Linked DNA regions of Homo sapiens: regions 1, 2, 3, 5, 6 and 7 are each linked to region 4. Evidence: read pairs that join two places in POLR2A ChIA-PET (ENCODE). Cell type or tissue: OCI-LY7. All regions are shown on one strand.

Region 1 (4,000 bases), 280 kb after region 4:
TCTCCTGCCTCAGCCTCCCAAGCAGCTGGGACTTCAGGCCCCCGCCACCATGCCCAGCTAATTTTTGTATTTTTAATACAGACGGGATTTCACCATGTTGGTCAGGCTGGTCTCACACTCCTGACCTCATGATCCACCTGCCTCAGCCTCCCAAAGTGCTGGGATTACAGGCGTGAGCCACCACGCCTGGCCTCAGATTTTAATTTTTTTTTAGAACTAAATATTGAATATCCGGTGTGTATTTTTCACTTACACCATATCTCAGTTCACATGAGCCACATTTTAAGTGTTCATGTAGCTGGTGGCTACTTTATTCTCAGTAGAGTCTTGAGGGACTAAATGACAGGCATGGCAACTGATGGGGAAGGGGGAGGGGCAGGGAAGAAGAGGGAAGAGTCAAAGCTGATTTCATGGTTGGGAAGGGGAAGCCCATTGGGTTGCTTTTAGAAACTAGATCTTCAGTCAGGTATTCAGGAAGTTGTATTTCATTTCAGACACTTTAAATCAGCAGCAGAACTGCATGCTTACTGGAATCAAGGTTTGGATCTAGAGCTATGGCCACGGGAGAAAAATGGTCACCTTCCCAGCCTCAGCCTTTCCTGTGAATGGTCCCCCTTATATGTTTCTTTCCAGGCTAATGGTCCATTATGGCACCAGCCATGTGGAAATAACATCTCAGGGCTGCCTCATCTGATTTCATTTTTCCCAAGACAATATGTAAGTCTGTATTTTTATATAAATCTGTGCCTATTTTATTAAAAACCTGTATTTGTAGGTAAATTTAAAAAATGATGAAAACTAATTCTTATTTTCAAAAAGTACCTCATAAGCTAAACTAAATACATCAGCTAGCTGGATGTGGTTTGTGGAGGGCTGGTTTGTGATTTCTGTTAGAGGTGTAAGCAGCCACTTTGAAGAGCTCCACCCTCAAAAAATTTCCCAGAAGTCCATTCATATAAAAAGCCAAGGGCAAGGTTATAAATAACTTAAGAGGTGCTGAATCCATTTAATGTCAGGCTGGTTTTTCTTTTTTAACATTCTAGTTCTGGGTTCTGTGGGAGAGGACACTCTTGATTTGAATGTTGGGCTTATGGGCAACCTAAGTCTTACAAGTTCTTGCAACAGCAATTTCACTACTAAATAACATCAGCAAAAGATAATGGGGTAGGTGGGGCAGGGGACAATGCTTTGTTCCAGTGGGAATAAGATTTTGGCCTTTCTCTTTCTTTCAACTGAAATTCCTAAATGTCTATCTTTTCCCTGAAAAACAAAACAAACAAACAAACAAAAAACTCCATTATTTCTAGGAAAACTTACTCGTAAGTAACTAGTAAGTTACTTACCAGTCAGCAAAATCTGGGAAAATAAAGCTGGGCTCTGGGAATTAAAAACATGTTTGGTAATACAAAATTGCAGGCCACAGTTCATCTAATGGAGAGACTTCTTATTTGTATAACAATCAGGTTGTAATTTTAAAATGCTGATTAGGGCATGCACAGGGCATTCACAGGGGAAGGTGGAAATGAGACATCCTGTCTGATGCAACACTCCTGTCACCCCATATGGTCATTCATGGCACCCAACCATCTACAATTAAAGTAACTACTAGGTGAACAAACACCACTCCTGTCCTATTCTTCTTTTTATAAAGTCCATTCTATTTTTATAAAATCAAGTTACAGGAAATAATCTCCTTTCTCTTTTCTGCTATGGGGCAACACTCAGAACATGAACTGAGAACGAGTTGAACTCTAATGGACCAGTGTATGGTAGCCCTTTGAGAAAGGGTAAAGGAGGAAGGGCCCTGGGACAATGGAGCCAAGAGGGAGAGGGAGGGAAGGGCGATGTGTCAGTACGTGGAGGAAGCTCAAGGAGTCAGCCCTATGGTGCCAGGGTAGAAGAGGAGGGGTTGGGCTGTGGGGTGATTTCTGGGAAAGGAGATGATCGAACTGATTGGCAAGCAGGAAGCCCCAGCCAGAAGTCTGGCCGAGCAGCAGGTGCAACTGGGTTTTCTGTTTCTAATTATAGACAGTGTGTGTGAGATAGCATGGCTGCAGTGAATGAAGAGGCCCTATCATGTGCCCTTGTCCCCCAAATGGAACCATTATTTCTGGATTTATTGATTAAAAGGGGAGAGACAGGGAGCAAAAACTAACAACACTTCTAATATTCCTTGACTTATATATTCCTTCCCAAGAGTCAGGAAAAATGTTATTTCATGAAAGAGTGAATTGATGTCTTAATCTTCATTCTCTCCCCTCACCTGTCTTATTTTTGCCTCCAGAATAGCCTTCCTAAAACACCAAGGTGAATTACAGGTTCTCAATAAATGCTTGCTGATTGGCTGATGATCACGAAGACAGTTGCTTTCTACAAGTGCTTTTGCTAATGTCCTTGGAGCTGAGAGTCTGTTACCCATGCCAGTGCAGAGAGGTTCAATCAAGGTGTTTTTGTTCACCGAGGCATCTTCGCACTGGTCAAGAACACAGAGACGGGTTCAGCAGGTCAGCCAATCACCCTGCCTTAAATTTTAGAATATAATTATAGGCGATACTTGAAAATAGAAGACCAAGCTTTATAGAAAGCTTGGTTTGGAGCGTCATAGATCTTCTCATGTGACGCTAACCACATCTATCTGGTCTAGGAATGTTTATCCCCATCAGGCAGCTGCATATGCCAAAGTGGAGACTGTCGAGTAAGTTGCCAAAGGCCCTAGGACAGTTTTTGATGCAGGTGTAGTTTGTATTCTGTCCCTTCCACTGGGTGCCCAGGTTGCCTGTCACGCTGTCTCTTGGACTGCTTTGGCTCAAGGCTGGAAATAGAATTGGCATCTTAACCTGTGCTTCATCCTATGAAGGGACAGAGGAGCAAGGGGTGAAGAGATAGAGGCAGAATTGTGCCAAGAGGGCCACGGGCCAAGTACAAGGGGGAGAGTGTGGAGTCCTGCAGCTCTTCAAAGGGCACCAGCACTTTGCCTACATTTACCAAGGGTACATCTAGAAATATTCAAAAACGTCCTTTGCTCCCAAGCAGAGAGTTAGCCTGTGCTCCTGGCTGGGCATGGCTTGTTGGAACGTGCTGTACGACTTTAGGTTTCTTTCTAGTCTAGCGGTGGTGCAGGGAGTGGTAATCATTCTCTAGAATCAGTCACCCCTGGGAAGAAGGTGGATTCAAAGGCTTTGGGCTTAGGGTGAGAGGGGCGTGGCTAAGAATCCCGAGATTCTTGGTGAACAGTGCCATCTAGTGGTCTGTATGATTTAGTTCTAGGATGGTTGGGGGGACACCTCAGGAAAAACTGGCTTGAGTGATAAGATATGGGTAGCCAGTCCTAAAGCCCCAAAAGAAAGTCTCTGAGGCTCCCTTGTGTATTTTTCCAAAACCTCTTTACTGTCTATAAATGGAAAACACAGAAGCCTCCCTCACCACTTCCTCTGAAGGAGGAGAAGTTTGGAAGGAGTTTGTATATTCATTCATTCATCCATTCATTCATTTGACCAATTTTTATCATGTGCCTGTTGTGTGCCGGTCATGGCTCCAGGTTCTAGGGATATGACGCTGTCCAAAATAAATAAAAACCCCTGCCCACCTGGGCAGAGAGACCATTAACAAGAAAAATGAGATGTATAGTATCTTAGATGGTGATAAGTGCTAAGAAATGTATAGCAGTGAAAGTGTGTTTGGGAGTGTGGGGTGTAGGGAGGAGAAATTTTGCATAGGGTGGGCAGGGAAGGCCCCACTGAAAATTTCCATTTGAACAAGACCTCAGGAAGAAAAGGGAGCAGGTTATGCAGTCATATGGGAAAAAGCTCAAAGAGCAGCGAGGAGGCAGGGCCGCTGGAGTGGGGAGAAGAGTGGGGAGAACTACAGGCAAAGAGGTCAGAGTGACCTGAGAAATCACTGGAAGTTCTGACTTACACTGGAATTCGACACAGACAGCTGTGTTGAAAAGAAATTGAAGGTGTCTTGGGAGATTCACAATTCACTTTAGCACGTTCAAGTC
Region 2 (4,000 bases), 350 kb after region 4:
ACAGCCTGATGTACTTTGAAATTTTTCTGCATTTGGGATATATAGATAGATTAGATTAGATAGATAGTCTTGTCCTTCGCAGCAACATAGATAGAGCTGGAGGCCATTTTTCTAAGCAAAATAACACAGGAACAGAAAACCAAACCACATGTTCTCACTTACAGTTGGGAGCTAAGCAATGAGAACACGTGGATACTAGAAGGGGAACAACAAACACTGGGGCCTACTTGAGGGTGGAGGGTGGGAAGAGGGAGAGGATCAGGAAAAATACCTGTGGTGTACTTTACTTATTACCTGGGCAACAAAATTACCTGAACACCAAACCCCTGTGACACCCAGTTTACCTATATAACCTGCACATGTACCCCTGAACCTTAAACCCACACACACAAAAAAACGCTTATGGCAAAGATAAGTCTAAATTTTAGAAAGATTGGTTTTGAAGTGATGTGACAGTCTACTGGAGAAGAAACTGACCATACAGTTAGTTCTGCATTTCCTCTACAGGAATACTATTAGTAAAAGGAAACATAGAATGTTTACAGCTTTATCTCATTGTCAAAGAAGGAAGAGGTAGGACCTGGAACTATTGGTTTGAAATAAAATATTTTACTTTCTCATAGTGGGCCTGAAAGGAAATTAGGGCCTCACAATGCTTTGGCTTTGTGGACAGGAATTAGGAACTGTAGATATGGGGTGAAATATCTATATAGCTGGGTAGGGGAGGATATGGTCCTTTTTTTATAGAATAAAGACATGTCAATTGTATAGGTGAGAAGCCAGAACTAATGGAGGAATCTGCATTTAAATACCAGCGTTGAACAGGAAGAACACTAGGATTATTGGGTTGTAAATGACCTAGATTACTTTTGTGAGAAAATATTTTCAGAGATAAATTGGGTTGGCAGTGGCACAAAATCAGTTTGAGAGTAAACATGGAAATTGGACATTGGTTTAAAGTGTGTGGAAAAATATCTTGAGTGATAGGCTCAGGTATAAACCGGTATTTCGACTGTATTTGGAAGTTGGGAAATGCTTTGTGAAATATGTCAACATACTGGTTGCAAATGCTAGGAATTGGGCATAATATTGGCGGAAAATAAAAATCACAAGAATGTCATATCATTCATTACCTGTAAAATAAAAATGAATTAGTTAAAATTAAACTTTCCTCATTAAAAGCAACAAGCTTTGACTTTCTGGTTTTAAAATTTATTTGAAACTTAATATTTATTATTCCATAGCATTATGTGGTGATAATTACACGTCTTGGGGATATCACTTTTGTTATTTTTATTTTTAGGGAAGCACACTGAGAAAGCGGAAGATGTATGAGGAATTCCTTAGTAAAGTCTCTATTTTAGGTGAGTTGTAAAGTGTGTTAACTTTGCTAGTATGTGAGATACCCCTGAATTAGAATTGGATGGACTTGGGAAAAGCCTTCTGAAAGTATAATTGCTACTCATTCCCCCTGAAAAGACAGAAGGGCTGAAAGTCCTTCTGACTGTGGACATTCACAGTTATTTCCTCTGTGACTTCCCGTCTCTCTTGTTCCATCATTGAGTTGATTGGTTCAGAAAAGTGAGTACTTCCAACAATACATTTCCTCTGTGGAAAGATTAGGTATCATTTGCTGGCATCCTCTGAAAACATGCCAGAAGTTTGTTGAAATTTAGAGTAAAGCAGATTAATTGAAGATATTCTTTTGTGCATTTTGTTATGTGGACTTGGAGATGTTAGAACTTGTTCTTCATGAAAGGGGAATGGGGATTTTTATAAGGTAACAGGCTTCTGCCATTGTTTATTACAGTGAATTTTTCACCTCTTCTTTGTCTTTTCTTTGAATTGGTTACATATGCTTTGTGTTTTGGATAGTAGTTTGGCCTTTGGGAATAAAAGTTATTTTCTAGTTCTTTTTCATAAAGTAAACCAAGAATTTAAATAGATTAAATTATTTCTATGAAACTTTGGAACGATATGGATGGGGAAACTATGACTTTTGAGTATTGTAGTTGTAGGTTTGATTTGCATTGATGGCAATCTTCAGGAATACTTAAGGATTACATTTTCTTATTCCCTTGCCATTTGGTACAGTTGGTATAAATTAACCTAGCCACTGGGCTACCGAAGTAAGGATCTAAGGGCTATCTGCAGGCAGTATGAGAATCCTGCTCAGACTAGAGGTAATTGAAGACAGGTACCACTTTTAATCTGAGACACTACTAGAATGTTGAATGGGCATGGCTATTTGGTTGAATCTCTTTATACTTTCTTTTTACCTTTATAACAGCACCAAATAATACAGAGCAGTTATTTTGATTCTTGTCTTTCAGAGTCTCTGGACAAGTGGGAACGTCTTACGGTAGCTGATGCATTGGAACCAGTGCAGTTTGAAGATGGGCAGAAGATTGTGGTGCAGGGAGAACCAGGGGATGAGTTCTTCATTATTTTAGAGGTAAAGAACTCAGAATTTAATACTTGAATTTTAGAGGTAAAGAACTCAGAATTTAATACTTTAAAAAGTTGTACGCTCTAAGAGGGAAAGAGTGGGCTAATTCTGAACTATAGCTTTAGTTTTTAAGAATACCTGACCATTTTATTTTAAAATTATCTTTTACTTTGAAATGCTGTTGTTTGGTTTTCTGCCAGGTCACTATATTTTTAAATGAGTTTGAGTCAGAATTCTTGAAGGGCCCTAGACATGAAAAGCCAAATTCTAAAAACCATTTAACATAACAAACTGTGATGATTCTGCACTATTCTTGTTAAAATGCAAGTGTTTGGGCTATTTGGCAAATAAGGATTAAAGGTAATTATTTAAATTTGAAAAATTACTGTGTTTGTATATCTCCACATTCCATGGAAATGTATAGCAGATACTCTTGCTAAGCGGATCCAAGTGGCAGATTTCTATGAATGTGGCTCCATAGTTGCTAATTGATTTTATTTAAATCAGGGGTCAGGAGACTGTAAAGGGCCAGGTGGTAAGTAAGTTAAGCTTTGTGGACCATAGGGTTTCATTCGCAAAGTCTCAACTCTTGTCATAGTGCAAAAGCAGCCACAAATAATATGTAAATGAATGTATGTGGTATTTCAGTAAAGTTTGATTTGCGAAAGAGACAGTGAGCTTGGATTTAGCCCTTCATCTACAGTTTGCTAACCCAAGTGTGCACCCTTTAAGCACCTTAGCTTGATACGAAGAACCTCGCTAGCAGGAGATGCTGGTAAAATAGAAATTGAAGCTCATGTGGTGACTAACTTTAAAGTCATTTTTTATCATATGCACACATTTGCAAGGTAGTTAAAATTGCATAGGATGTTTAAGGTGCCACCCTGGGTTTGAGAGTGTGTGTTTGTTTAGCTTTTTGGTGATTTTATTATAGGGGTCAGCTGCTGTGCTACAACGTCGGTCAGAAAATGAAGAGTTTGTTGAAGTGGGAAGATTGGGGCCTTCTGATTATTTTGGTATGTATGAATTCCCTCACAATAAATACATGGTTTCTTTAAGTCACCTCTCAGTGAGATATTGTAGTCTTCCATAATTTTGTCTTCTCCTGAATTTTATTTTCTAACTGCAGTCTTTTTTGGCTCTGAGAGGGAAGGTGTGAGATTTTGATCTTTACTCATTTAATGAAATTACTGATTGTCTCATATCTATTGTCTTCTTTCTCAGAAGTGCACTGCTTTAAGGAAATGTTTTTCATAGAAGTTAGCCTGTTACCCATCTTTGCTTTCTCCAGGTGAAATTGCACTACTGATGAATCGTCCTCGTGCTGCCACAGTTGTTGCTCGTGGCCCCTTGAAGTGCGTTAAGCTGGACCGACCTAGATTTGAACGTGTTCTTGGCCCATGCTCAGACATCCTCAAACGAAACATCCAGCAGTACAACAGTTTTGTGTCACTGTCTGTCTGAAATCTGCCTCCTGTGCCTCCCTTTTCTCCTCTCCCCAATCCATGCTTCACTCATGCAAACTGCTTTATTTTCCCTACTTGCAGCGCC
Region 3 (4,000 bases), 76 kb after region 4:
TGGTATTTTGCTGTGGTTTGTTGAAGTGCGCATCTTTCATGTTTTTCCAGGCACTGGTGAGGTGGATTGATGATGAATCTTCTGACACACCTGGAGCAACTCCAGAACACAGTCACGAGGATAATGGGAATTTACCGAAACCCGTGGAAGCCTTTAAGGAATGGAAAGAGTGGATAATAAAATGCCTGGCTGTTCTCCAAAAATGAGGACCTTCAAATAGGAGTGATTGAAATAAATAACTACTTGCATGTTATGCTTTCATTTGGGTGGAATACTTCATTGGAATAAACTACTGATCTTGTGCTGTGTCAAAGTAACAGACTAGAACCTTCTTTCAAGTACCTGAATTGAAATGAAACTCATTTTGAATAATAAAAACTCTAGAAACTCTTTATCTTCTCATCTTACTGGCCTGGTCTGTGGCAGCAAGCACATTATTTCCATTCCCCAAATATGTTTAGGTCTCCCAAGAAAGCTGGGACTGGCGGTAACGAGCAAGTAAATAACTTGAAAAAGAACCGTTCAATGCCCCAAGGAACCAACCAACATAATTTCCAGGGGGTGATTTTGTTTTTAGAAGAGCCGCTCCCCTCTTTTAGGCCCAGCCAAGTCACATTTTTGGACGTCCGTGGGCTCTGATCACCACAGCCCTCCTTTTCCGAGAGCCTACCTTACTGTCTCAAGTGCATTACCTTGTTTTTTTCTCTTGCTGGTTGTCACCTTATCCCTGAAAGAATGAACAGCTTGTATCAGTTTTTAGCAGCTTAAAATATGACCTATCAGGAATATTTGCAAGTGAAAATAACAATGGTCCTTACACTACCACAACATTTGGTGGTGGGAGTTCCGCTGCAGGTCTCAGCTATAACATAGTCATTTATGAGGGATCTTACAAATAGTGTGTAATGGTATTTATATTTGTGAGTGTTGCACTTTTTCTATAGATTTAGAGCGGCTTTCAGGTTTATTTCAGTAATAATGTCCTCCTCACATTACATTGTGAAGTGTTTACCTGAGTCAGGGAGAGAGTTTAATGGGGTTATCTGTCGGGGTGCCATGAATGCTGATGATGGTCTGCAGGGTGTGAACATCAGCCCCATTGCTACGGGGGTGGACAGGTGGAAAAGCTCAGACTTGACAAACCACCTCTGCTAGATAGATGTATCTTGGAAATCCAGAAATTACAGTGAATATTTTATGGAATATCAGTGAGCAGACAGCATTTCCCACTTTCCTATCTTACCTTGAGGGTAAGACTTAAAGGTATATATGTATTTGTAATTTGAAACCTGGATTCTTCATTGTTTGATGTATGCAGTATGATGTAACAAAGTATAGAAATGATCCCTGAAAGTATAGTCTTTGATGTATGGAGTATGATGTAAGGCACATTTCATATCTGAGTCAGTGGTTTCCCTTGGAGTCATTCTACTTGATTGAACCCATTTAAGTCATTTTAGAAAATGGTGGTTTGCTATTAAAATTAATTGGAGAGAATACTTGGTCATTCTATTAGGAAAAAGAGACTGATGGAGCATGGTGTTTTATGGATTCTGTTACAGGGCTTATTCCTCCTTGAATAATGTATTTAAAAAATTATTGTCCATTCGATTACATTTTTTTTTATTTTCCTACAAGGCAAGCACGGTTTTAGTCCTGTAGGTCAGCCTTTGTCACAAACTCTTTTGAACTAAGATTTGCCTAGTTGAATAAATAAGGTCCATTTGTGTCTACACTGCACTATGAGACTAGGAGAAAAATCATCTAAGAAGTCATTCACTCTTGCTAAAAATTGAACTAAACATAAATTTTATATGATTCATTTGTTCAGCAATCATAAGTGCTGTGTATAACTATATATTTTTGGATAATTTCTTAGGGTTCAGCTTAAAAATATAATTTGCTTACTGCAACTAAATTTTATGTACTATGGTTAAATCTTTGTGGTTTTAAAAGATAATTTTCACTAAATAAATCCACGCAGATTTTGCTCTGCAAATGCTGGCTGAACAAAGTATTGAGCTAATAAAGAGAATTAATAATTTTCTACTATCTAAATACTCTTAAAAATCAGTGAATTTGGAATGTTTTTCATTTATGTCATAGATCCTGATCCTGGGCACCTGTGGAGTTAGTATCTCTCCGGTCAAGAGATTTTTCAGGCCTCAGACTTCTAATGGTGAGGGTTAAGTAGAAGAATTTGTCGAGGATTACCCGTCGGTTCTTGTCCAGCTTGCTTTTTGAAGCACACATTCCCCTGATATGAATAATTTACATTTCAAGCCCTACGAGGGACAGAGGGCCGCGTTGCTCCCTCTTGGGAGCAGCAGTGCTAAAATCGAAGCAGGCAGCTGCGGGACCGCTATAGCCGGCCCTGCGCTCGGGCCCTTCCCGGGCAGGAAACGCGTCGCTGTCCCCGGCTGCGCCCAGGCCGGCGGGCCCAGCAGCTGCGAACCGCCGGCGCACCACCTGTTTCCGCGCCCGGGGACTTCCCCGGCGGGGCTCAGAAGTGTGGGATCGGTCGCTTGGCTTCCCCTGGCGTCAGCGACCCAGGGTAACCTCCTCCACTGCTGCGTGCCGTGCAGGCCTGCCTGTGTGAGAGCCACGTGTGCCGCGCTCTGGGCACAGCCTTGGAAAGTCAGGACCGCGACGGCAGCAGAGCAGTGAGTGGAATTAATTCTCAAGTAGAGCATTTAAAAAGTGCTTCATTGAAGAGTTTGAATCTCAGTCACTTTGTAGATTCTGATATCTAGAGTGGCACCGTCCAACAAAAATATAATACAAGCCACATATGTAAGCTTGATGTTTCTAGTAGTCGTATTAGCAAATGCATAAAGAAGCAGGTGGAGTTAATTTTAATAGTATATTCTGTTTAATCCAATGCATCCAAAATATTATTTCAATCAATATCAATGCTGAATGTTTTATGTCCTTTTTTTGTACCATCTTCAAATTCCCGTGTGTTTGTTACACTTGCAGTACATCTTACTTCCAACTGGCCACATTTTCAAGTGCTCAACAGCCCCATGTGGCTTGTGTCTATTGTATTGGACAGTGCAGCTCTAGACCAGTACCCAACTCTAGTGTACCTGGAAAAATGTACCCGTGGTATTGAGTTACTAGGAGAGGAAGGCTTATTTCAGGAAAAGGTCATGTAAATCTTCTGTCAGTACAGCCGGTGTTGACATTCAAGCTGAAAGGGTGTATGTAGACACCGTTTAATGTCTACATTAAAGGCCTCTGGCTTCGGTGTTAACTTGTTTCTTTAAAAGCTTGATACTGTTCTCTGTTGCAGCTTGTTTTTTACCCTCCCGTCTTCATTTTCAAGGGCCTGGTATTGTCTTCAAATGCATTTCCATTTTTGGAAAGCAGAGTCGTAAAGCATTAATAATGTGGAGATTATTTAGTCCATTTCATGCATGAGGACACAAGCCTGCAGCAGCCGAGTAAACTTGCTTGTTGTTTAACCAATGGCAAAAATGGGATCAGATCCCAAGTCTCCCTAATGTTGAGTTATTCGTTGTTTTCACTGTGCTGCATGACCTCATTGAAGTAAAATATCACCAACCAGAACCTAACCATTTTTCCCCCGGGTTGTTTACAAGGGATTATACACGATTAAACTGTCAATTTCTTTTCTGTTCAAGTAGAGTCATCTGGGGTTGCTCAAAGTTGGAGAAATCAGTCTATATACTTCTGCCTTAGTACCAAAAAAAGAGAGGTGCAATATTTATTTATTTTTGAAATAGGGTCTTGCTCTGTTGCCCAGGCTGGAGTGCAGTGGCATGATCACGGCTCACTGGAGCCTCCACCTCCCGTGGTCAAGTGGTCCTCCCACCTCAGCCTCCCAAGTAGCTGGTATTACAGGTGTGCACCACCATGCCCCGTGTATTTTTTTTATTTTTATTTTTTAGAGATGGGGTTTTTTCCACATTGTCCAGGCTGGTCTGGATTCCTGAGCTCAAGCAATCTGCCTGCCTTGGCCTCCCAAAGTGCTGGG
Region 4 (4,000 bases):
AGTGCCCTGTCAAAACGGACCAATCAGCTCTCTGTAAAATAGACCAATCGGCTCTCTGTAAAATGGACCAATCAGCAGGATGTGGGTGGGGCCAGATAAGAATAAAAGCAGGCTGCTGGAGCCACCCGTAACAACCCGCTCTGATTCTCTTCCAAATAATGGGAAGGTTTTTCCCCCCGTTTTTACAGTAAGTTTTGCTGCTAATCACTTTGGATTTTCACTGCATTTATGAGCTGTGACATTCACTGTGAAGGTTTAAGGTTTTGCTGTTGAAGCTGGCAAAACCACAAAACCACCAAGAGAAACTAACAGTTCCACAGGCACTGTCTTAAGAGCTGTAACACCCACCATGAAGGTCTGCAGTTTCACTCCTGAGCCAGCGAGACCATGAACCCAGCGCAAGGAAAAAAGTGCAAGTACATCCGAACTTCAGAACATCAGAAAGAAGAAACTCTGGACAGGCCCCCTTTAAGAACTGTGACACCACCTGCGAGGGTCTGCGGCTTCATTCTTGAAGTCAGCCCAAGAACCCACCGATTTTAGACACACTGGGTTCAAGCGATTTTCCTGCCTCAGCCTTCCAAGTAGCTGGGATTACAGGTGTCCACCACCACGCCGGGGTAAGTTTTGTATTTTTATTAGAGACAAGGGTTTTACAACATTGGCCAGGCTCATCCCAAACTCCTAACTACAGGTGCTTCTGCCACCTCAGCTTCCGAAAGTGGTGGGATAAGAGGCATGAGCCACTGTATCTGGCCTCATTAAATATTCTACAACAGTGGCACTGCATTAGAATCCCTGGGGAAGCTTTAAAAATGTCAATGCCTGGGTTCCACACCTACAGTCAAATTTAATTCATCTGAGGTGGCCTGAGGTTTGGAATTAAAAAAAAAAAAAAAAACTCCCCAAGTAGTTTAAATATGCAGCCAAACCTAAGAGCTGCTAAACTGCAACTTTTTTTTTTTTTTTTTTTTAGGTGGAGGAGTGCTCTGTTTACCAGGCTGGAGAACAGTGGTGCAGTCTTGGCTCACTACAACCTCCATCTCCCAGGTTCAAGTTATTCTCCTGCCTCAGCCTCCTGAGTAGCTGGGATTGCAGGTGTGTACGACTACACACGGCTAATTTTTGCATTTTTTTTTTTTTTTTTTTTTTTTTTTTTAGTAAAGTCGGGGTTTTGCCATGTTGGCCAAGCTGGTCTCAAAACTCCTGACCTCAGGTAATCCACCTGCCTCAGCCTCCCAAAGTGCTGGGATTACAGGCATGAGCCACCGTGCCCGGCCAGCATTTTTCAACAAGGGCTTTGCATTCCATTTGCTGAAGGGGGTGCGCTGTAATTTGATCAATCCCCTTTTCTTGGACATTTAGGTTGGTTCCAATTTTTATATCATCATAAACCAGCAATTAGCATGCTTTTTCTGTAAAGAGCTAGGTGGTATTTGTTCTGGCCTTTGCAGATCACAAGTTCTCTCTTAGAACTACTGAGCTCTGCCATTACGGCAAAAAACCAGCCACAGACAATGCATATATGAATGCACATGGCTGTGTTTCAATCAGACTTTATTTAGAAAAACAGGTGGTGGCCAGATCTGGCCTGTGAGCCATGGCATGGTTCACTGAACCAACTCTATAAACATTGTGTGGTACATCTTTTTGAAGCCAAACTTTCCTAGTATGAAATGATCATTTTCTTGTGACAATGATTTTATACTGTTTCTTTTTAGAAGTAGGACCCTTCTTTGAATGAAACTTAGTAAGATTCATATAAGTAACAGGTAAGAAGTCATTCTGTTAGCATAAATATATTTTATAAATTCAAATGTGCAGTATTTAGAAGGCCAGTTAGGGGTTGCAGATGATTGCCTTTTTTTTTTTTTTTTTTTTTTTTTTTTTTTGAGGTGGAGTCTCGCTCTGTCGCCCAGGCTGGAGTGCAGTGGCGCGATCTCAGCTCGCTGCAAGCTCTGCCTCCCGGGTTCCCGCCATTCTCCTGCCTCAGCCTCCTGAGTAGCTGGGACTACAGGCGCCCGCCACCACGCCTGACTAATTTTTTGTACTTTTAGTAGATACGGGGTTTCACCGTGTTAGCCAGGATGGTTTCGATCTCCTGACCTTGTGATCCGCCCACCTCGGCCTCCCAAAGTGCTGGGATTACTGGCATGAGCCACCGTGCCTGGCCAGATGCCTGCAGTTTTAAATCAGACTCGGCACCAGTGACATTCAAATCAAAGTTTTGCAGAACTAGCAAAGCAACTCTATGGAACCCCAGGATTCCACTGGGAACACAGTTTGAAAATCATTGCAATAGGATAAATTCTTGGAAGTGGAATTGCTGGAGCAAAGGGCCTGAACCTTTTAAAAGCAGTTTGTGGCCAGGCACGGTGGCTCACACCTGTAATCCCAGCACTCCCCTCTGTGCCGTGACTCAGGAACCAGGTAATGTGCTGAGTCAGGCCCCAGGCACAGGAAGCCACAGATCAGACACAGCTCAACAACAGGCTTCCCTGAGCCCCCTTGGCTCACACCAGCAGCAACGCCGGGTTCCATGTGCAGATAAGTGATCCATCTCAGTCTCTCCCAGCTGACAGGGAGTTGAAGGTTCTACTCTTGGCCCTGATCCTAATACCAGTGCCAATAATCGAGCACCTACTATTTGCAAAACATTGGGCCAGGAACTTGACCACATCCTCCCTTCATCCTCAGAACAACCCGTTAGGGAGGGCCTCCCTGTCCCCATTTTCTAGATGAGGAAATGGAGGCTTTAGAGCAGCTAACGTGGCTTATACAACCTGCCTGCAGAACCTTCCAGGTCTGAGCTGAGGTGTCATCTCTGAACACCAGGCTGCTGCACTAACCAGAAGACCCCTCCCCACCTGCAGTGGCCTCGCTGCATCGTAAGGATGGAGGAGCTGTTGTCTCCACAGCTGACAGGTGCTTAGTGGTTAGAAGTCTGGTTTTCGCGCGGCTTAGATCTTTAACATCTGAACTAGTCCTGTCAACATATTTTGTTATATTTCTGGTGGCTTTGTCTTTGATGCTATTATAAATGATTATCTTTTAAAATAATACTTTGATGATATATAGAAATGAAATTGATTTATTTGACTGTATCCAGCAACCTTTTCAAATTCTAATAAATTGTGTAGGGAAAAAAAAGTCTGGCTTCGGAGTCAGAACGGAATTGAATCCTGCCTCCACCACTTCCTACCTATATGACCTGGTGAAACTTATCCCTCTCTGTGACTCAGTTTCCTCATCTGTAAAATGGGAAAATTGAAAGCAACTAACAGGTTTGGGGCCGTTTTGCTTGCTGCTGCTGTGGCTTCAGTGCTGAGGCCTGGCACTCAGCGGGATGTCAGCCCAGGACTGGAGCTTCTTTCTCATGGTATTATTTTGAATTTAGATGAAAAGAGGTATTCCAGGAGAGCTCCTGGCACAGGGCCTGGCAGGTGGCACATCCTCAGTAAATGTGAGCTGCTGTCAGCTGCTGTGTGAGTGCCTGGTGTGGCCCTGTTGTCCCCTTGAGGGTTGGGGGACAAAACAGGCCCTCAGGAAGCCTGCCTGTGTATTCGGGGGCTGGGGAGATCTCTGACCTCCTGTCTCCTAGCTCCACCAGCATCTCTCACCTCCCCCAGCAATGTACAACCCCTTCTTTTCCCATAGCTTAGGCCCCTGAGGTACCAGCCCCCCAGCCTAGGGACAGCCCAGTGGCAAACTCCTGGTGACCTGGGTCAAGCTGCTGTTCTCCAATCCCAACTCGGCTCTTCCCGTGACTTGGCCCCCAGGCCTTGGGTGAGGCTCCGATGAAATAACACACAGGAATGTGCGCTGAACACTGCCAAGCACTGCAGGTGGGCAGGGGCTTTGTGCTCCCCAGCGACTGTTCCTATCCTGCGGGAATGGAGGAGACCGACAAAGAAGCCCCACTCCTGGGCTGACATCCTGCCAGTGCCAGCCGGGCCTCAGCACCAGTGGGTCAGCCAGAACAGCAACGACGAACAATGAG
Region 5 (4,000 bases), 90 kb before region 4:
ACAAGATTCCGTCTTAAAAAAAAAAAAAGTTGAAAATAAAAATCTCAGATGATGCCATCATCTAGTGACAACCACTGTTGACATTTGGTATATTTCTTTTATATTTGCATATTTTATCTTACTAATACTCAGTATCTTAACTGTTTTAACGATAGATGTTCATTATAGAAAAAAGTGGAAAATACAAATATGTCAAAGAAGAAATAGAAATCCCCATGGTCCCATTATCTAGAAACAACCCTAGTTACACTTGCATGTGTTTCCTTTAAGATGTTTAAATCGGCCAGGCGCAGTGGCTCACGCCTGTAATCCCAGCACTTTGGGAGGCTGAGGCAGGTGGATCACCTGAGGTCAGGAGCTCGATACCAGCCTGACCAATATGGTGAAACCCTGTCTCTACTAAAAATACATAAATTTGTTGGGCGTGGCGTGGGTGCCTGTATTCCCAGCTACTCGGGAGAGGCTGAGGCAGAAGAATTGCTTGAACCTGGGAGACAGAGGTTGCAGTGAGCCAAGATCACACCACTGGACTCCAGCCTAGGTGACAGAGTGAGACTCTGTCTCCAAAAAAAAAAAAAATAAAACTTTAAATCTGCCTATATGGTATATTTTTCTGTTAAGAGGTGAATTTATACAGTAATACTATATCATAAAGGTTTTTTCCACTTAACAGCATGTTGGAAGCATGTTTTAGAGAATATTTAGTGAACTGACTCTATGTTTTTACATTGTGAAGATTTACTCTGTAAGACTATTATTTCGCCTCTATTTAGAGAAAGTTGCTTGTTTTGGCAATTGCTCTTTTGTTATGAGAATTCACATGAGCCAAGTTCCACTTTCAGAAATGCTATGGGCAAAGCTTCATGATGTTTATGAATTCATACATAAAGACTATAAATTTCAGCCAGGGGCAATGGCTCATGCTGATAACAGCTACTCGGGAGGCTGAGGAAGGACAATCGTTTGAGGCTAGGAATTAGAGACCAGCCTGGGTAACACAGCTAGATTCCCCGCTGTCTTCCCCTCTAAAAATAAATACATAAATAAATTAGTGTGGTGGCATGCACCTGTAATCCTAGCTACTAGGAAGCCTGAGGCAGGGAGGATGGTTTGAACCCAGGAGATCGAGGCTGCAGTGAGCTATGATTATGCAATTGCACCCCAGCCTTGGCAATAGAGAAAGACCCCACTCTCTATTTTTTTAAAAAAAGGCTGTAAATTGGCCGGGCGTGGTGGCTCACGCCTGTAATCCCAGCACTTTGGGAGGCCGAGGTGGGCAGATCACAAGGTCAGGAGTTCAAGACCATCCTGGCTAACATGGTGAAACCCTGTCTCTATTAAAAATACAAAAAATTAGCCAGGTGTGGAGGCGGGCGCCTGTAGTCCCAGCTACTCGGGAGGCTGAGGCAGGAGAATGGTGAGAACCCAGGAGGCGGAGCTTGCAGTGAGCCGAGAGGGCGCCTGTGTACTCCAGCCTGGGCAAGAGTGAGTGAGACTCCATCTTAAAAAAAAAAAAAAAAAAAACTGTAAATTTCTGAATGAGTTCTTAAGATGAAATACATCTTACTTGTGCCCACTTCCTTTTCTTAGAAATTAACTCCAAAGGCCAGTCACGGTGGCTCATGCCTGTAATCCTAGCACTTTAGGAGGCCAAGGTGGGTGGATCACCTGAGGTCAAGAGAGTGAGACCAGCCTGGCCAACATAGTGAAACCCCATCTCTACTAAAAATACAAAAATTAGCCTGGCGTGGTGGTGTGTGCCTGTAATCCCAGCTACTCAGGAGGCTGAGGCAGGAGAATCACTTGAACCTGGGAAGCAGATCTTACAGTGAGCCGAGATCATGCCACTGCACTCCAGCCTGGGCAACCGAGCAAGACCCCATCTCAAGAAAAAAAAAAAAAAGAAAGAAATTAACTCCAAAATGTTTTCAATGCCTACATACAATATTTAAACTGTGTGCTTTTTAAATTTTGTTTTGATTTTTTGAGACAGGGTCTTACTCTTGGTGGTGTGATCTCAGCTTACTGAAGCCTCCATTGCTGAGCTCCAGTGATCTCCTACCTCCGCCTCCTGGAGTAGCTGGGACCACAGGTGTGCACCACCACACTCAGCTAATTTTTTGTTTTGTTTCATTTTGAGACAGAGTCTCGCTCTGTCGCCAGGCTGGAGTACAGTGGCGTGATTTCAGCTCACTGCAACCTCTGCCTCCTGGGTTCAAGCGATTATCCTGCCTCAGCCTCCCAAGTAGCTGGGACTACAGGCACCTGCTACCACATCCAGCTAATTTTTTTATTTTTATTAGATATGGGGTTTCACCATGTTGGCCACGATGGTCTCCATCTCTTGACCTCATGATCCGCCCGCCTTGGCCTCCCAAAGTACTGGGATTACAGGTGTGAGCCACCTTGCCTGGCCCACACTCGGCTAATTTTTTGAATTTTTTGTATTTTTTGTAGTGACGGGATTTTGCCATGTTGCCTTGGCCTCCCAAAGTGCTGGGATTACAGGCGTGAGCCACCACGCCCAGCCTTTAAACTGTCAGTGATAGCAGCGAATGAGTTCAAATGAATTCAGAAAAAAGACATATGGATTAGACCACAATGGTTTTTTTTATTTTGTTTTTTGTTTTTTTTTTTTTGAGACGGAGTCTCGCTTTGTTGCTCAGGCTGGAGTGCAGTGGCTGTGATCTTGGCTCACTGCAACCTCCACCTCCCAGGTTCAAGCAGTTCTCTGCCTCAGCCTCCCGAGTAGCTAGGATTACAGGCCCATGCTACCACACCCGGCTAATTTTTGTATTTTTACAGTCAGGGTTTCACCTTCTTGGCCAGGCTGGTCTCGAACTCCTGACCTCGTGATCTGCCTGCCTCGGCCTCCCAAAGTGCTGAGATTACAGGTGTGAGCCACTGTGTCCAGCCAGTGCCATATTTTCTACTATCCTGGTAAAGTAGATATTTGTACCAAACCCTATCAAACTTGAAATGAATGGAATGTTCTTAATTTTCAAGGTGCTATTTTTTTTTCTTTTTTTTTTGAGACAGAGTCTCACTTTGTCACCCAGGCTGGAGTGCAGTGGCACAATCTCGGCTCACTGCAACCTCCACCTCCTGGGTTCAAGCGATTCTTCTGCCTCAGCCTCCCGAGTAGCTGGAACTACAGGCACATGCCACCACGCCCGGCTGATTTTTTGTATTTTTAGTAGAGACGGGGTTTCACCATGTTAGCCAGGATGGTCTCGATCTCCTGACCTGGTGATCCGCCTGCCTTGGCCTCCCAAAGTGCTGGGATTACAGGCGTGAGCCACCGTGCCCGGCTACAAGGTGCTATCTTTAAAGATCTTCTCCAGAATGACTTGTGATATCTTTATAGGGGTAGGGGGTTTCCCCTCAGTATCAGAATTTCTTTACTTACAAGATTATAATCTTGTAAGTAATTATAGAATCTTGTAAGTAATTGTAAGATGATGATCTTGCAGGTAATTATAGAATCTTGTAAGTAATTGTAAGATTATAATCTTGTAAGTAATTATAGAATCTTGTAAGTAATTGTAAGATTATAATCTGTAATCCCAGCTACTCAGGAGGCTGAGGTATGAGAATCGCTTGAACCCAAGAGGCAGAGGTTGCAGTGAGCGGAGATCATGCCACTGCTCTCCAGCCTGGGCGACAGAGTAAGACTCTGTCTCAAAACAAAACAAAACAGGCCAGGCGCGGTGGCTCATGCCTGTTTCCCGTGAGGCATCCTCAGCTTTCAATCAAGTTGGGGAGTGAAGGTCAGTAAACCAGTGGCTGAGCAAACCTCCACCCGACCTTTCTCACAGGGCTGCAGATGAATGGGAGAGCCAGCCGAGAAATCTAAAGTGCCTCGCATCCCCAGCACTTTGCTAAAGGAGGTGGTGGGTGGACAGGTTAAGACACCCTCCCAGCTCCCTAGCCTCCTGCGGTATTCAGGGAGCCATTAGGCACCTTCTTCTGCAGCCACCAGTGGGGCAGTGTTGCCAAG
Region 6 (4,000 bases), 220 kb after region 4:
GTCTTCTCTAGTCAGTCCTCTCTATCAAAGCAAAGTCATAGACCTAAGGAAATAAGAGTAAATTGTCTCAAATTTGGAATAGCTATGGGGGAGGCTTGAAGGTAAGAATATGAGGAATTATATATATATACACACACACACAATATTCTATACATACTTACATGTATGCATATGTGTGCATACGTCTATACATGTGTGTTATACGTGTGCATGCATATTCTAGACGTGTATGCATATGCATGTTTTGTTTTAATTTAATTTAATTTTATTTTATTTTTTGAGAGGAGTCTCACTCTGTCGCCCAGGCTGGAGTGCAGCGGCACAATCTTGGCTCACTGCAACCTCCACCTCCTGGGTTCAAGCGATTCTCCTGCCTCAGCCTCCCAAGTAGCTGGTATTACAGGCGTTCACCACCACGCCTAGATAATTTTTGTATTTTTAGTAGAGACAGGGTTTCACTGTGTTGGCCAGGCTGGTGTCAAACTCCTGACCTCAGGAGATCTGCCTGCCTCGGTCTCCCAAAGTGCTGGGATTACAGGCGTGAGCCACTGTGCCTGGGCTGCATATGCATGTTTATGTACCATGTATGTATATTCATGTATGCATATCCACATCTGTATACATACATGCATACATATGTATGCATATGCATGCTTATACCACACATGCATACACATGTTCGCATATGCATGTGTCTATATAAACATACATATGCATGCTTATGTTTATACACTATACATGTGTACATATGTATGCCTATGCATGTCTATGCACATATATGTATACACATGCATGCACACACATACATGTATACATATGCATATGTCCAGGCACATAAATAGAGATATACACACATATTTATATGCAGGTGTATGCACATGTATACATACGTGTATATATATGCATATATCAATATACACATACATATGTGTACACAGATGCATATGTCTGTAACATATGCATACATGTGTACATATGTATTTTAAAATAAGCACAATTTGTGTTCACCCTCAGATACATCCTGGGCTTACAAGGATTCCAATATGAGTTGGTTTAGAAACACTTTCAGTTCTAGAAGCTCAAAGTAACTCCTGGATATTCAACTGGGAACAATATGCCAATGCTTCTCAGCAATCCAGTCCTTCCCTATTGCAAACCAAGTAACCAAGAGTTAAGGAGAGGAGCAAGAGAGTTGAGAGGTGTCATGTGCACAATGAGCTCCAGTTCCACACTGGATGGTCTTCTCACAACCCACTCCAGCAACCTCTAGGGACGTTGTCTCTGTGATGTTCGAAACCACATCAGCTGACACCATGCTGCATATTCTTGCATCAGCTCAACCTCCTGCTTCTGATCTTGATGGGTCTGTGTCTAGGCAGTGAGGGGCACCAGGAGAGAGATGAGGGCTGGGAAGGGGAGGGCTGCACAGCCTAGAACCAAAGGTCCCACTTTGTGCTTTCCTGGCTCCCAGATGGAAGCTGAAGGTGGTAACATCATCACTGGTCAGGTCGTGTCTTAGCCCCAGGTTGTCATGATCAGGTCCAGAAATTGTCAACGAAGGAACGTTTCCCCTAACAGCTCTGCATCTGCCCAGCCTCACACAGTCTGGGGCTGCTGTGGGTCATCAAATGCTTGACACGCCCCTGGAGGCCATACATCGAGGAAACAAGCTGAGTTTTAATGTCCAGAAAGAACGCTGATCACTTCTCTTAGGGAGGCCCCTAGTGGCGAGAGATGTCATCTGGCGTGGCTGGCAAACTGACCACCCCCATCCACCCCCTTTGGAGGCTGTAGCTGTGCATCCCCACCTGAATGGAGAAGAAGCCCACCTTCAGGGGATGCTATATCAGCACCCTGTGGGACTTAAGGTAAAGGAATGCTCTCGTGCTTAAAAAACAAAACAAGATAAAATAGAGCAAGAAAGGCCACCAGGAAGGCAAAACAAGTTTGCAGAAGATAAAGTCATCTTTGAAATTTGAACCAGGCATCTGGAGAGCTGTGATTCATGTGTACTTTTGACAGCTTCCTTCCTATATTGATATAAACAAGAAAGCCATAATGGGTCTTCTCAAACAAACAAAAAAAATGCATAGACAAGTTCTCCAAAGTCCATCTATGTTTCTGAGAATGAGCCATCCCACAGTTTTGCTTCCTCGTGGATTTTGGAAGTTGCCTCTGGTAACGCCACATAAATAGTGGGAATATAGCAGCCCACCCTCATGGAATTTCTGTGACTGAGACGCAAGTACTGTGACTGATCTGAAGCAGCAACTTCACTCCCATCTTCTGCATGTCCGCGTGCATCGTATATCAGTTGACAATAGATTTTCCAAGTCTCCCACTTCCTGCTGTCTCAAGAAGGAAACAAAACAGTCTCCTGTGGTGAAGAGGCTTGGCTTTCTGCAGGGATGGAAGAAGTGAGGGTTTTCAGTTACGACTTCTTTTCCTGTTTGGAAGGAACCTGCTATCATCATGCGCGCCCTGGGTTTGTGCAGGGATTGTCACGAGAACCTGGAAGCCGCAGGTGTGGGGAGGAGCCCCACCTTGGCGGCATCCTCTCAGAGCTGTGAAACTCCGGGGGACAGCTGTTTACTGCTCCAACAGATGTTTCTCATTTTTTTCTTAAGTCTCGTGTGGAAACTTTGAATCATGTAAGTGCCTTTCCAGCCCTATATACGGTTGTGATTCATACCAAGGCAGTCTCATGCTTTTAGCCCAGACCCACCAACCTACCAAGGACACTGGCCTTTTGTTTTCTTTCACATCCTTCCCTCGAGAACCCTGATTTAGGTGTTTCCATTCTGTACGGTAATTCTTTTATTTGTGACCTGATGAGGAAAGATTTCCTCAGTCCAAATATAGTCGGATTGAGTCATAGCTGTGGGCGTCTGTGACCAGAGTCTGGGCTGTGCCCGATTCTGCGGAAATCAAGGATGCCTTCTTTTGTACCATCCTTGCTCAAGGGAGAGTTGGAACATTGACTTGATGCTGAAGAAGCCTTTCTTCAAAGACAGCTGAGGGTCACCTGCATCAGAACCCTTGGAAATACTTGTAAAACAAGTAAGTCCCCAGGGCCCATCCTGACCCTGAGGGGTTGGAACTCAGGCAGGGTGGCCTTGTGGGCCTGTGACCGGTGCCCCCCACACACAGAGCCCTGCACTTGGAGGGACCCTGTGCTTGGTTTAAAGCTCTGCCGTGGTCATCATGAAATTTTAAGTTTGTGAACAAGGTATCCCTGATTTGCATTTTGTTGTGGACTTTGCAAATTACATAGCAGGTTTCAGGCCTAGAAATCTGACCTACCTAGTGAGACCTTTTGCCTACTCTTCCAGAGTTGTAACCCACTCCCATCAATTAACCAGCAAAATAACAACTTCACAGGCTCCCTGGAGTTGACTGGTGTGGACTCCAGGCTTGTATCTGTCAGTGTGTGTTTGGGCACAGGGATAGGGAGACCAGACCCTGAAAAAGACAGTAATATGTTCCAGGGAGCATCTAGCATCATCTAGCATGTTTTATTTTCTTTTGCTGTTTCGAGACAGGATCTTGCTCTATCACCCAGGCTGGAGTGCAGTGGTATGATCATAGCTCACTGCAGCGTTGACCTCCCAGGCTCAAACAATCCTCTCACCTCAGCTTCCAAGTAGCTAGGACCACAGGTGTGCACCACCATGCCTGGTTAACTTTTGTATTTTTTTGTAGGGAGGGGTCTTGCTGTGTTGCCCAGGCTGGTTTCAAACTCCTGGGCTCAAGTGATCCTCCTGCCTCGACCTCCCAAGGTATTGGGATTACAGGCATGAGTCACCGAGTTCTGCCAATTTTTCTATTAGTAAGCTCTGCCACCCTTTCTCAGGTGCTGTTCCACCCCAACAGCGGGGCAGCTGGAGAGTTTGGAGCCCTGCAGACTGTCCGCCTGGAGCGTTACAAGGCCTTCTACATTACCGGTGAGTGAGGGGCCACTTAGCCCTGCCTCCCACAGTCACAGCTGCACGGGGACCCC
Region 7 (4,000 bases), 320 kb after region 4:
CTTTAAAGGTCTTCTGTAGCTCTCAGGTGGAAGTCCAAGTTCAGTAGCTTTGCTTAGGGTCCTCGTTCACACCCCAGCTCTGCCTCTTCCTCACTACATGACTTGGGCAAGTTGTGTAACTTCTGTATGCCGGAGTTTCCTTATCTGTAAAATAGGAACAACAATAGTACGTACCTCAAAAGGTGCTGTGAGGGTAGGGTGTGGGAATCTATGTGAAACCTCACAACGGTTCCAGGCACAGAAGATCTCTCCATGTGTTATTGTCACTGTCATGAGCTCTTCAGACTCACCTCTTGCCAATGCCCTTCACACAGTTTCTGGCTTCACATCCAGTGGAATTACTTGTAGTTTCCTAAATGTCCTCCAGCCTGAATTTGCTCATCTTTGGGTGTTCTGCACATTTCCTCTGCTGGAAAGTGTTCCTTCTCCCTCTTAACCTATTCTTCCTCATTCTTCTTATATCAGAGAGCAGGGATGTCATGGAAGTAGAAGGGAGGAAAAGAGAGAGAGAGAGAGAGAGAGAGAGAGAGAGAGAGAGGAGGGATATAAGTAAGCAAGACAAACTCAGCAACAAGGGATGAGAAAATATTCAGAAATTGGGTGCTGATTTGCATTCCAGAATCCAAATCTAGGAGCAGGCAGGGCTGGGACAGCAAGCCAGGCTTCCGACCAGATGGGCTATCCATCAGGGTTGCTTACTACAGCTCACTAATGACCATTATTAAGACCATTGCATGTAAAATGTTTATTTCAAGGTGGAAAATGCACGTTGGGTTTCTCAGAATAGGTGTTGGAATTTCTACTACAATTTTCTTCAGTATACAGAGGAGAATTGCTTGTGTTGGTCCTCTAGAGTTAAGATTGCCACCGTGCTATAGAGTAATGAGTTGTAAGTGGTGGCCACTGATCACAGCTCTTTGCTGTGGGCTGCCACCCCAGCCAGTGGTGTAGGTGAATCAGCGTTGGTCAAAGTATGGCCAGCCAGCCCAGGCTCGCCATGCAGTTACGACTTTTGACTAACTGACCACAGTCACTCTTTCATGGCCTTCCCTTCTTGGATGACATGAAGACCATACATTAACTAACAGGTCACTTCCTAATCATCCAAACAGGAACCTAGAGATTTTTATACCCAGGACAGGATATGGGACATATATCAGCCAGAGTTCTTATTTGCAAACAAAGAAACATAACCTAGGTGATCTAAGTAGAATCAGAATTTATTGATTATATACTGGATGACTCACAGACTTCTGAGAAGGTTTGAGAACAAGGCTTGAGGGCTGTACCAATTGGAAACAGTTCTCAAAATCACACTGATATGGTTTGGCTGTGTCCCCACCCAAATCTCATCTTGAATTGTAGCTCCCATAATTCCCACGTGTGTGGGAGGGACCAGGTGGGAGATAATTGAATCATGGGGGCGGTTCCCCCATACTATTCTTGAGGTAGTGAATAAGTCTCACGAGATCTGATGGTTTTATAAGGGGAAACCCCTTTCACTTTGTTCTCATTTTCTCTCTTGTCTGCCTCCATGTAAGACATGCCTTTTGCCTTCCGCCATGATTGTGAGGCCTCCCAGCCACATGGAACTGTGAGTCCATTAAACTTCTCTTCCTTTGTAAATCACCCAGTCTCGAGTATTTTTTTTTTTTTTTTGAGATGGAGTTATTTTGCTCTTGTTGCCCAGGCTGGAGTGCAATGGCGCGATTTTGGCTCACTGCAACGTACACCACCTGGGTTCAAGTGATTCTCCTGCCTCAGCCTCCTGAGTAGCTGGGATTACAGGTGCCCACCACCACGCCCGGCTAATTTTTTTTCTATTTTTAGTAGAGATGGGGTTTTACCATGTTGGTTAGGCTGGTCTTGAACTCCTGACCTCAGCTTATCCACCCTCCTTGGCCTCCCAAAGTGCTGAGATTACAGGCATGAGCCACGGCGCCCGGCCTCAGGTATAACTTTATCAGCAGCATGAAAATGGACAAATATACACACCGTGAAAGTGCTCAGGTAAGGACACTATTGAGGATTTGTTCCCTGAGATGTGAGTAGAAAAGCAGTTAATGGAAACAACGCAGTTTTCACATTCTGTATATTTTCCCTGTGCCTTTTGATACAAGTTCCAAAGGAACATTTAACAGCATGACAGCTTCCTGTTTATTTATTCTCTCATCTCTTACTGGTTGGTCAATGCACATAAGTCCATGTGGAGAGAGCTCGGAGCATACTCCTCCTTGACGGTGGATCAGAAGTGTCATCTTGGTTTCCAGTATCCTGCCTGAGCTGTGAATTGCCCTGACTCTTCATTTCTCACTCTGACTCTCTGCAGCATCTGTCTGCTTCTCAGAACACTTGCTTCCCTTGGCTTCTGTGACCTCCTTCCTCTCCAGGTTTGCCACCTGCTTTCTAAATGTTCCTTCTGGGCTCCCTTCCTCCCTTTAACCTCTCACTGTTAGCCTTACTCATGGTTCTATATTCAGCTGCCTTTCTTCTTCCCACTTCTCTCTCAATAGCCTGTCCCAGGAGGTGCTGCATTCACTCCTATGGCGTTATAATCAATAAGCTGATGATTTCAAAACCCTCAGCATTCTCTCTCTCTCTTTTTGAGACACGGTCTTGCTATATTGCCCAGGCTGGAGTGCAGTGGTATAATCATGGCTCACTGCAGCCTTGAACTCCTGGGCTCAAGCCATCCTCCCACCTCAGCTTCCTGTGTAGCTAGGACTACACATGTGCATAACCATGCCTGGCTAATTTTTAAATTTTTTTGTAGAGAGGGACATCTCACTATCTTGCCTAGGCTGGTCTCAAACTCCTGGCCTCAAGTGATCCTCCCTCCTCAGCTTCCTAAAGTGCTGGGATTACAGGCATGAGCCACCATGCCCAGAACTCAGCTCTCTTAAACTTCCGACCAGCAAGGAAGCAACTAGACGGCTCTTTGTGGATGTCCAGCAGCCCTTCAAACTGAACACATTCCAAAATGGAACCCTTGCTGCTTCTTCCTGTGTTCTCTGATTCAGTGAATAGCAGCAGAATCACTGAGTTAGAAATCTAGGTATCATCTTTGAGTCCTTCCTGTCTCCTCCTTATCCTTCACATCAATCCCTAGGTTCTCTCGCTCTTATTTTCTTAATATCTCTCAAATCTGCCCAGCTTCATTCACCTGCATCAAAATCTTTTAGTTTTAGCTATCATCATCCCTTACTTGGATCATTGCAACAGACTCCTGAGAAGTGTTCAGGCTCCAGACTCCAGAGAGCCCTTGCAGTCCCTACTCATGTCCTTGCTTCATTAGAACCCAAAAGATAAAGTGTGCACTTGGTCACATCTCTTCCCTGCATGAGGCCATTCAGTAAATCCCCACAGCTATAAGACAATTTAAACTTCTAAGGCAGGGGTTGGTAAGCTATGGCTCATGGGTTGAATCACCTGTTTTCATGCAGCATAAATGCTAAGAAATTTTTTACATTTTAAAATTATTGAAAAAAAAAGTCAAAGAATGTGACACATGAAAATTATATGGACCTTATCCAAAATATACAAAGAACTCTTAAGCTCAACAAGAGAACAAACAACTCAATTAAAAAATGGCTAAAATGGGGCCAGGCACAGTGGCTCACGCCTGTAATCCCAGCACTTTTGGAGGCTGAGGCAAGTGGATCACCTGTGGTCAGGAGTTCAAGACCAGACTGACCAACATGGTGAAACCCCCGTCTCTACTAAAAATACAAAAATTAGCCAAGGTTGGTGGTGGGCGTCTGTAATCCCAGCTATTTAGGAGGCTGAGGCAGGAGAATCGCTTGAACCTGGGAGGTGGAGGTTGCAGTGAGCTGAGATTGCACCATTGAACTCCAGCCTGGGCAACAAGAGCGAAACTTCATCTCAGGAAAAAAAAAAAAAAAAAAAAAAAAGATATTTTGAATCTGGTTCTGAGCTAAAGTTGAGTAAATTCTTAGCTAAGAAAAAATTGGAAATCCATCATCTATATTAGCAACAGATT

The links. ChIA-PET counts read pairs that join two places held together with the same protein. Peaks named below come from ENCODE experiments on the same cell type or tissue, not always from the same donor. Only the 100,000 strongest peaks of a DNase experiment are listed, where the experiment ranks them.
Region 1: POLR2A ChIA-PET joins it to region 4 with 21 read pairs; 12 of 35 experiments call an interaction of 5 or more read pairs at or near these places.
Region 2: POLR2A ChIA-PET joins it to region 4 with 18 read pairs; 4 of 35 experiments call an interaction of 5 or more read pairs at or near these places.
Region 3: POLR2A ChIA-PET joins it to region 4 with 17 read pairs; 16 of 35 experiments call an interaction of 5 or more read pairs at or near these places.
Region 5: POLR2A ChIA-PET joins it to region 4 with 11 read pairs; 5 of 35 experiments call an interaction of 5 or more read pairs at or near these places.
Region 6: POLR2A ChIA-PET joins it to region 4 with 17 read pairs; 2 of 35 experiments call an interaction of 5 or more read pairs at or near these places.
Region 7: POLR2A ChIA-PET joins it to region 4 with 13 read pairs; 4 of 35 experiments call an interaction of 5 or more read pairs at or near these places.

The regions. Positions count from the first base shown.
Region 1 is chr17:68,459,927-68,463,926 of GRCh38, forward strand. It overlaps a transcript of PRKAR1A not described here. Among named protein-coding and RNA genes, the nearest start is that of WIPI1, 4.4 kb to the left of the region's middle. In OCI-LY7, CTCF peaks have their summits at 3,242 (motif pointing left) and 3,442; DNase peaks (open chromatin) are centred at 1,005, 1,535, 1,995 and 3,215; H3K4me3 peaks cover 2,641 bases; H3K27ac peaks cover 3,233 bases.
Region 2 is chr17:68,526,537-68,530,536 of GRCh38, forward strand. It overlaps PRKAR1A (protein kinase cAMP-dependent type I regulatory subunit alpha), which reads left to right. Exons shown (of 11, transcript NM_002734.5): 8 at 1,304-1,364; 9 at 2,334-2,455; 10 at 3,384-3,465; 11 at 3,741-4,000. The coding sequence ends at 3,913. Among named protein-coding and RNA genes, the nearest start is that of PRKAR1A, 16 kb to the left of the region's middle. RefSeq lists a silencer at 1,472-1,766. In OCI-LY7, no CTCF peak of the experiment used is centred here; no DNase peak of the experiment used is centred here.
Region 3 is chr17:68,256,764-68,260,763 of GRCh38, forward strand. AMZ2 (archaelysin family metallopeptidase 2) reads left to right here. Exons shown (of 7, transcript NM_016627.5): 7 at 51-392. The coding sequence ends at 206. It also overlaps a transcript of ARSG not described here. Among named protein-coding and RNA genes, the nearest start is that of AMZ2, 11 kb to the left of the region's middle. In OCI-LY7, no CTCF peak of the experiment used is centred here; DNase peaks (open chromatin) are centred at 1,378, 2,467 and 3,018; H3K4me3 peaks cover 1,819 bases; H3K27ac peaks cover 4,000 bases.
Region 4 is chr17:68,180,575-68,184,574 of GRCh38, forward strand. LOC105371870 (a long non-coding RNA gene) reads left to right here. Exons shown (of 4, transcript XR_934937.4): 2 at 977-1,098; 3 at 1,722-1,772; 4 at 2,794-4,000. Among named protein-coding and RNA genes, the nearest start is that of AMZ2, 65 kb to the right of the region's middle. RefSeq lists enhancers at 1,543-1,672, 2,864-2,933, 2,954-3,013, 3,786-4,000. In OCI-LY7, CTCF peaks have their summits at 1,359, 1,572 and 2,930; DNase peaks (open chromatin) are centred at 117, 1,567, 2,447, 2,877 and 3 weaker places; H3K4me3 peaks cover 4,000 bases; H3K27ac peaks cover 3,933 bases.
Region 5 is chr17:68,090,914-68,094,913 of GRCh38, forward strand. No RefSeq gene overlaps it. Among named protein-coding and RNA genes, the nearest start is that of LINC00674, 8.6 kb to the right of the region's middle. In OCI-LY7, no CTCF peak of the experiment used is centred here; no DNase peak of the experiment used is centred here.
Region 6 is chr17:68,397,507-68,401,506 of GRCh38, forward strand. ARSG (arylsulfatase G) reads left to right here. Exons shown (of 12, transcript NM_001267727.2): 11 at 3,854-3,944. Among named protein-coding and RNA genes, the nearest start is that of MIR635, 25 kb to the right of the region's middle. RefSeq lists an enhancer at 1,302-1,661. In OCI-LY7, CTCF peaks have their summits at 1,731 (motif pointing left) and 1,939; DNase peaks (open chromatin) are centred at 1,295, 1,685 and 2,615; H3K4me3 peaks cover 352 bases; H3K27ac peaks cover 1,169 bases.
Region 7 is chr17:68,498,869-68,502,868 of GRCh38, forward strand. It overlaps a transcript of PRKAR1A not described here. Among named protein-coding and RNA genes, the nearest start is that of PRKAR1A, 12 kb to the right of the region's middle. In OCI-LY7, no CTCF peak of the experiment used is centred here; a DNase peak (open chromatin) is centred at 2,333; H3K4me3 peaks cover 465 bases; H3K27ac peaks cover 1,594 bases.